Regions from separate parts of the Homo sapiens genome. Here region 1 is linked to region 2. A link is an interaction called in ENCODE POLR2A ChIA-PET data of the cell type or tissue named here. Cell type or tissue: OCI-LY7. All regions are shown on one strand. Each heading gives the region's core, and the rest is flanking DNA. Links, peaks and the distances in the headings are about the cores only. Region 1 overlaps QPCT (glutaminyl-peptide cyclotransferase). Region 2 overlaps PRKD3 (protein kinase D3).

Evidence for each region. ChIA-PET counts read pairs that join two places held together with the same protein. Peaks named below come from ENCODE experiments on the same cell type or tissue, not always from the same donor. Only the 100,000 strongest peaks of a DNase experiment are listed, where the experiment ranks them.
Region 1: POLR2A ChIA-PET joins it to region 2 with 6 read pairs; 12 of 35 experiments call an interaction of 5 or more read pairs at or near these places.

The regions. Positions count from the first base shown.
Region 1 is chr2:37,369,097-37,373,499 of GRCh38, reverse strand. QPCT (glutaminyl-peptide cyclotransferase) reads right to left here. Exons shown (of 7, transcript NM_012413.4): 5 at 3,716-3,815; 6 at 1,028-1,144; 7 at 178-818. The coding sequence ends at 673. Among named protein-coding and RNA genes, the nearest start is that of QPCT, 27 kb to the right of the region's middle. In OCI-LY7, for the core only: CTCF peaks have their summits at 1,937 and 2,166; no DNase peak of the experiment used is centred there.
Region 2 is chr2:37,313,601-37,318,003 of GRCh38, reverse strand. PRKD3 (protein kinase D3) reads left to right here. Exons shown (of 19, transcript NM_005813.6): 2 at 825-1,767. The coding sequence starts at 1,480. Among named protein-coding and RNA genes, the nearest start is that of PRKD3, 9.0 kb to the left of the region's middle. In OCI-LY7, for the core only: CTCF peaks have their summits at 1,998 and 2,216; DNase peaks (open chromatin) are centred at 1,643 and 2,413; H3K4me3 peaks cover 3,745 bases; H3K27ac peaks cover 1,866 bases.

The DNA.
Region 1 (4,403 bases), core at 255-4,254, 55 kb before region 2:
ATGGTGATTCTGTTAATATAATGGGATTATAGTTTTCTTCTTTTCTCCATTTTCCAAAATGTTTGTTATTGACTATTATTTTTACAATGAGAACGTTAAATTTGCAAAATCCTATAAAAATTGGACTATGCATTAAATTATATCACTATTTTTATATATAAAAAAGACATCACAACATAGCATTTAATTCTGATTTTAATTTCCATAAAATTAACTCTACAAAGATTTCTCAAAGAAATCTGACCGCCTTCAAACTACATGTTTGTTTTGTATTACATGTAATAGATTTCCACATATGAAAAAATCATAAAATGAAGGCTACGTTTTCCAACCGCTATTTAAGTACTGTTGAGAAACTATCGTTGAATGAATGAACCTGATTTTGCCTCATCGTGTTTATCTAAAAGAGTCTTTGAAAGATATTTATTTTCCATTTTCTTTACACGGTCCCTCTTTTTCAATCTGTAAATAAAAATTAATGAGCAATTTAGGACACAATATCACAACACAATTATTCTGTAATTGATCTGATAACCAAAGACACATAAGAATAGGATGATCTATAGGATAGATGTTTCCACACAGCATTTGTCTGAAATCAGATTATTTTAAATGATGCCTTGACTTTTGAATTCAATTCTAGAACCAATTATCCTAAACTAAATCAGAGTATTACAAATGAAGATATTCCAACACAAAGACTTGTAGGATTTTGTTTAGATTGTCAATGGTTGATTCATCCAAATTTTCTTCATTGTCATCCATGGTGTGCCAGACTTCAGGGAAAGGAGACGGTATCAGATGCAGAACTGGAACACCTATTAAGAAAGAACCAACTTGTAACAATGTGCATTACTCCAGTGAGTAAACTAGAAAGGGTCATTCTTCAAGCAGAGGGAGCTCTGTACCACATAAAGACAGCTGATAATTCATCATCATCTGTGTACTTTCTCATATCCCACCGTTGTACTCCAAAATCAGGCTGTGCACGCACACACACACAAACACACACACACACACACATTACCTCTTCTTAAAAATGGAATATGGTCATCCTGAATCACACCTCCATAACTGTAATTCTGGAAATACCGCCCCTCCAAAGAGTGATCCTTGAGCAAACCCAATTCATGAAGTTCATGTTCTGTAGATGACAATTATACAGTAAATGAACAACTATTTTTATCTTATCAAGACTCATAATGTATCCTTATTTAAGGAGTTTGAAATCTTAGCACATGTGTCCATAATTTGTAAAAGATTATGCAACAGCAAGCATGGCCACACCCATGACAATAAACATCTGGGTTGAACAGGGATGTGTACACTTTGGAGCAGGAAGAGAGAAGAGTCAAATGTGGCTCTAAACTTACAGGTGAGAACCTCCTTAGAGGTAGAAACTCCACAGAACAGTGAAGAGATAGAGAATGAAAAAAACAGAGGACAGGTGGGTGGAAGGGGACAACACAGGTGCAGGTGTAGATGCTTATAGGTCCAAGATGCTGCATGAAGAATGCCTTAGATGAGATATGGGGCTTAAAAGGGGAATACTCAAACAGAGTAGAGATGAAGTATATCAAGTGGCCACTCTATGGGAAAGAGATACCTAGTGTGACCTACATCAGTGGTTCTCAAAGTGTGATGTCTGACCAGCAACATCAGCAACACCTAGGAACGTGTCAGAAATGCAAATTATCTGGTCCCATCTCAGACTTACAGAAATTCTGGGGCTGGAGTCCAGCAATCTGTGTGGAAGAAGCCCTCCAGGTGATTCTGATGCACTTTAAAGTTTGAGAACCACTGGCCTACATAAGTCATGTATTGTATGTTACAAGATGACAAGAGATTACATGAATATTATAAGACAACCAAATGAAACTTCCTAGGATAGCTAGGAACTAGCTAAGGTAAAACTAAACCAACTAGTAATCAATCATATGTAATATGATTCTAGAAACATTGAGAAAGCCCTAACTACCACCAAAAACAATATTCTTGTCTGTTTATTGATACTTATAATTCCTTTACCATGAGACACAACTTTTTCTTTTTTTTTTTTTTTTTTTTTGAGATGGAGTCTCGCTGTCGCCCAGGCTGGAGTGCAGTGGCGCCACCTCAGCTCACTGCTTTCTCTTATACAACTAGAGATATGGTTTGAAATGTAAATACCAATAGGAGGGGCACAATGGGTTAAAATTGAATGAAGGTGCAAGTTATTGGCATAAGTTCATTCTGGTACAGGACATAATAAAAGTGCACAAAATCCTTGAAAGAAAGCCAAACTCAGTTTCTCAAGGCTACCATCAAAGTAAGGAAAATATGCTGCAAGGAAGAAGCCCAAGAAGTTTATATTAATAACACCATTAGAGTAACTCTTTCAAACTAGGAAATGAAATTTGTCAATGACATGCACCTAAAGTTCAAGCAGAAGTTTCTCTAAGATTCTAGACAAATTCTTTACTCATGGCAAAAGTGTGAGTTATGATGGCAGTGTTTTTCCCACTGTTAGAAGTAATACAAGTCTATCTTGCTCCAAGAAGTTTGTGTGGCTAGTAAGGAATTTCTAGCATGAAATTCTTGCCTTCAAAGCAGCCCCCTGGCCTGGATTCTACAATAAAGATCAATCTCATTTTCATCTTTCCCTGATGCCTGCCAAGAGTTTGCTTTGTTTTGTTTTGTTTTGTTTTGGGTAGGGTGGTAGTACAAAGTTATTCTCCTTTTCTTTCTCCAAGCCCCAAGCTCCCCTCTTCAGCCATAGATACGTATGTTTCTTGGGCTGGCCTGACCTGACCTGGTCTGGCCTAGTCAACTCCCATTTATTTGACTCTAAATCTCAAAGGATCTGGCTTTCTCTTTATCCTGATCTCTTGCTTCTTTGGAAAATTGGCAGAGACTGTACTAGATTTAAAGGAAAATAATATCTGGATAAGGTAGAAAATAGAAGATGGCAAAGACAGAGATGGAAAAGAAAAACTGAAGAATATCTTTTGGTATCATTATAAGGACATCATATTCATCATTAGCCAGCATGCTTTGTTGAGTAAACTTTTCTCTCGAAACGCATTCTACCTGCTTCAAACAGGACTCTGGGAAAATATTTTCAAATATTTTCAAACCATTTTTAAGGATGTGCAAACATGAAATGTAGTATTTTATGTTTCCATTTCAAAATATAGTTTCATGCAGGAAAATAAACTGGGCTTACTACAAAGATGAAAAGAATAATAAACTAATCAATTAAGCAAGAAAAAAAGCCAATAAAGTATATTACACATTTAAATCATATACTTAAATTATAATTTTTTTTTCTTTTTTGAGATGGCGCCTCACCCTGTCACCCAGGCTGGAGTGCAATGGCACCATCTTGGCTCACTGCAACTTCTGCTTCCCAGGTTCAAGTGATTCTCATGCCTCAGCCTATCAAGTAGCTGGGATTACAGGTGCCCGCCACCACACCCAGCTAATTTTTGTATTTATTTTGTATTTGTTTAGTGAAACCCCGTCTCTACTAAACATGAAAGCCCTGTTTCATGTTGGCCAGGCTGGTCTCAAACTCCTGACCCTAGCTGATCTGCCTGCCTTGGCCTCCCAAAGTGCTAGGATTACAGGTGTGAGCCACTGCGCCCAGCCAAATTATAAATTTTAAATGTTAAAAATGTAGTATCTGTCAGTAGCAAGAAATGATGTTTTATTCATTAATAACAGTGGTGCTTACCAATTGCTTGAAGTCTTTCGAACCACCTGGCTGAGTTTGGAAAAAAATTGGGAAACGTTGGGTTTGGAGCTCCAATCAAATCCAATAAGACCAATAAATCCTGAGGGAGAAAAAGTAATGTTTAATCACCATCACCAAAACGTGTTTTATATTCATCAACAGGGAAATACAATCAGTCAAAATTAACTGCATTTCAGTAATTGAGAATAATATGGCAAGCTATATGAATGAACCAAAGATTTACTAACATTTTATGCTAATTATTTTGGAGAACTCTTTAAATCTTGCTTATGTAATGTGGACAAATAGCAAAATATTGATTATTTGTGTATGTAACTCCAAAAGGATATCACTAAGGATAAATTAGGAAGAAGACATTTGGATGAATATTTTGTGAACATTAAAAGCATACATTTATTTTCAGAAAGGAGTCCAAGCCTATCTGATCTTCTAATCCACTCTGTTTAGCCATTTTATCCTTAATCTGTAATGATAAAACTCTCAAAGGAAGGCACTTGGACAGTAACTATTTATTGATCAAGTAGTATCTAAGAAAAATTCCTTGTACAGGAGCTATATAACATTGTGTCTCTGGATCTCCATTTCCTTGTGTATCAAATAAGAAGCTCAAACTAGCTGATCTCTAAAGTTTCCTTCTGGTTATAGCTCTCTTTCATCTCATCACGAG
Region 2 (4,403 bases), core at 225-4,224:
GGGTTGGGTCATACCTTTTTTTTTTTTTAACTTTTTGACCTGTGCTTTCCTAGAAATTATGATACATATTTAACTATACCTACTGTTCTCTTTCTTACTGTTAGAAATGCTTTGTGGTCTACAGCCACACCACCCCAAATGTGCCTGATCTTGTCTGATCTTGGAAGCTAAGCATTGTTGGGCCTAGTTAGGACCTGGATAGGAGAAATCCCTTATGGTGAGATCCCTTTCTCTTATGTTCCTGTGATAAGTATGTCAGCTTTCACACTTATTGATCATTTAACTGTTCAGTATATCCCCTCCTGCTTCCTTAGCCTTCTGAAAGGAATGTTTCAACAAAGCAAGTCAAGAGTCATGTTTCGGCAGAATTAGTATTGTAATATTAAAAAAAGAATACTCTTGTATTAGGAAAGTATTGTACATCTTTTGTGTGGTGGGGTGGCATGTATTGTATGTCTATGAAAATGTCAGTTTTACTGTTTTTTGTCCCTTCTGTTTTTGATATAACTCAGTCATGTAATTGTAACATAGAAGTGTTTGGTCTTCATTGATTAAAAATGAGGTAAATTTTAAAAAATGTTTAATGTTTAAGTTTTAGGTATCAGTGTAGAGTGCCAAGGATATTTTTCGAGCCTCTCCCTGAAATTATACTTATAGTAAAAAAAGTCTTTGCTAACTAGCCAAAAATTGCTACCCATTAGGATTTATTAGTGAATTATAAGCATATGACCAAAAATTGTCATTTAAAAAAGTTATGTTCTTATTTTTAAATTAATGTCGAATGAATATAAAGTATTAAAAACCTTTAAAAAATTTCCTTCCAGGCTAACTATATGTCAGAAAGCATCAGCTTTTCTCGATGGACCCATTCATCTAATGAAATATGCCTGTACTATTTTAAAAAGCTTTGTATTTCGTCATAGAAAAGTTCATCCCCCCAGAATGAAAATGAGGACATTTGAGAAGGTGATTTAAGGTGTGGACATTTGAGAAGGTGTCCTATCAAATTAGTAAACCAAAGGAAAAGTACTGAATAGATTAATCCAAAACACTTACTGTTTTTTAAACGAAGAGGATTTCACCTTGACAGAAAAACAACTTTTATTCAATATGTATTTCCTGAAATTAAAGAGACAAGTACAGACTGAAAGGAAAATAGATTCGTAAATAAGCTACGTCAACTCTATCCTGCTGAGGATAGCTCAGTGATGTTAAATCCTTTACAAATCCCTGGTTGTCTTCCTACAGACAAGACTGCTTTTTGATGGGACTGATATTAAGAGAAATAGGACCTTTGGGGCATTCAACTCCTTGATAAAACTTAAAAGTATCGGCATGAGTGGCTTAACAGAGGAAATAAAGAAGTTTTCAACTAAATCCAAAAGTGCGGTCATTTTCTTTACTGCTGTTATTTTAAAAACCTCTTCATAACCATTGAAAAAGAATCGACAACTATTTTAAAAGATTAAAGAAAGGCAGATGTCTGCAAATAATTCCCCTCCATCAGCCCAGAAGTCTGTATTACCCACAGCTATTCCTGCTGTGCTTCCAGCTGCTTCTCCGTGTTCAAGTCCTAAGACGGGACTCTCTGCCCGACTCTCTAATGGAAGCTTCAGTGCACCATCACTCACCAACTCCAGAGGCTCAGTGCATACAGTTTCATTTCTACTGCAAATTGGCCTCACACGGGAGAGTGTTACCATTGAAGCCCAGGAACTGTCTTTATCTGCTGTCAAGGATCTTGTGTGCTCCATAGTTTATCAAAAGGTACTGTGTGTGCTATTATCAGTAGTAAATAATATTGTTACTGATGTTTTTCTATAAATTATACGTGTACCAGTGAGTTAAGACATACTGATCCATCAGTAGTTTATTCTGTGCATTTTTGGAAGAGTTCTAATGACCTCTGAGGCTAAAGACTGAAATTTCAGAGTCTAGCTAATTGGAACATATATCCCAGATTTAAAATACATTTATTTGGCTGGGCGTAGTGGCTCACGCCTGTAATCCCAGCACTTTGGGAGGCTGAGGCAGGCAGATCACCTGAGGTCAGGAGTTCGAGACCAGCCTGGCCAACATGTTGAAACGCCATCTCTACTAAAAATACAAAAATTAGCCAAACATGGTGGCAGGCACCTGTAGTCCAAGCTACTCATGAGGCTGAGACAGGAGAATCGTGGGGAGCAGGGCAGGCGGCGGAGGTTGCAGTGAGCTGAGATAGCGCCACTGCACTCCAGCCTGGCACGGCAACAGAGTGAGACTCAGTCTGAAAACATAAATAAAATGCATTTATTTTAGCTTTAAAGTATCACTCTTCTGTTTGTCTCTCAAGAGCAGGAAAATCTGTATAGAGTCAAGGCAGCATAAGAAATCTCATTTGTTTTCAGAGAAAACAGGAGGTAGAGGGCACAAGGCCCCCTGGGACACAGTAGCTAGCAGCTGAGTCCCATCTCCATACCTTGTTATCTCTAGGTACCCTGTGTTCTGGCCCCTCTTTTTTTTATCCATTTCCTTCTCTTTAGATCTTGTTTAGGAAGATTCTGAACGTCCTGAAAAATAAACTGCCATTTAATATAGGACCATGCTTTCTGTCTTTTAAAAAATAGGTAAATTAATTTTGAATATACGACAAAATATTTGAAAATTCAGGGTGGTTTTATGTTGTTTCTCATTCACCCTCCTTCCCTGTACCGTGCCGTTTTCTTAAGGAACTTTAGCTAAATATCTTTAATAATCCCGATTTGATGGATGAGGCTAGTATGTTTTCTGTGTTATCAAAAGAGTTTATATGGGTTGTATGAATTGGTTATATTTTATTTTTAGTAGATTTTAATGAATTTTCAAGCATGTTTCAGATTTGTTTCAAACAAATTGTAAACTTTCTATTTGCAAAAATCATCTCTCTCTGGGAATTCATGCTCTTCATCTTACTGTCTTTGTTTCAATTCTTTACGCTTTATATAGTTTATCATTCATTATCTTCTGATGTAAATAATTACCCATCCAAAAGATGTTGTGCAGTTTGTGAAAATGACCTATGCTGCCTTTGTTTTAACAATGACTTGTACATGTGGCCTAAGTTATTCCTAAGTAAGAATAACTTTACTTCTGTAGACCTGTAGAGCATTGTATCCTTCCGTAGCTTTGCTTTTAGTTTCCCTTCCATTATCCTTTACAGACTGTTTTCAAACACTTTTGCAACTAGATTGTAATTTTTTTATTTAATTTTTAAACTTAAATACATATTTGTAACTTAAATATAATGTTCCCTTTTTATTTGAAACCATAGAAACTCATAACCAGTGTTTTGATGACTCTCTATGATTTAGTTTTCAATCTTTGGAAATTTCATTTACTTATTTTTTGCACAGTTTTTTAATTGAGAAAAAATTGTATATATTTATTAAGTACAGTATGTTCTTTTGAAATATGTATATGTGGTGTAATGGCTAAATTGAGCTAATTGATTTACTTCTACAGAGGTTTACCAGTTTTCTGCAGGATTATTCTAGAATCAGTGTTACTTCATTAATATAAATGTGAGGAGTGGGTCAGTGGGTGAAATTCTTGGAGAACCAGATTAAAAATCTTGATCTGTGAGCAACTAGAGTGATGTCAGGGAAATAGGATATAGCTTAAAAAGGATAATTATACAAATATAAAATAGTTATTGATTGTGGACATAGCAGCATAAAATCGATATAGTAAACTGAATTTTACAATGACTCTTGCAGGGGAATCATTTTTCCTCAAGAGGAACTCTCCCCATTCTCCCGTGTCTTCTACTCTTGTTGAGTGCAGTTTTCTATAAATGTCAGTTGGGTCAATTGGTTGATAGTGTTCAAATCTTCTATATCTTTATTGACTTCTTTCTACTTTCTCTTATCTTTTCTCGAGAAAGGACTATTGAAATCTCTCAACTACAATTGTAGATTTGTCTTTCTCCTTTCAGTTTTATCAGTTCTTTTCTTTGATTTTTTGGCGCTCTCTTATTATTTGCAAACACATTTGGGACTTTTACAGCCTTTGATATATTGATCCCTTTTTCAATATAATTTTTCAAGATCTTGTTCTGAAGCTTACAGATGTTCCTTGGCTTACAGTTATGTCCTGATAAACCCATGGCAAGTTGAAAATATTAAGTTGAAGGTGTGTTCTGATATATGATATTTTCAATCTGCTGTGAGTTTATCCTATTGTAAGTTGAGGAGCTCCCTGAACGTGTATCCCTTTTGCACTATTGTAAAGTCGAAAACTTGTATGTCAAATCATCTTAAGTGAGGGACTGTCTTAAGTGAGGGACTAATACTTGGTGTTAATCATTCTTTTTATAAAAAATTAGTGTTTGCATTGTGATATCTTTTCACATGCTTTACTTATGACCTCTCTGTTTTCCTATGTAA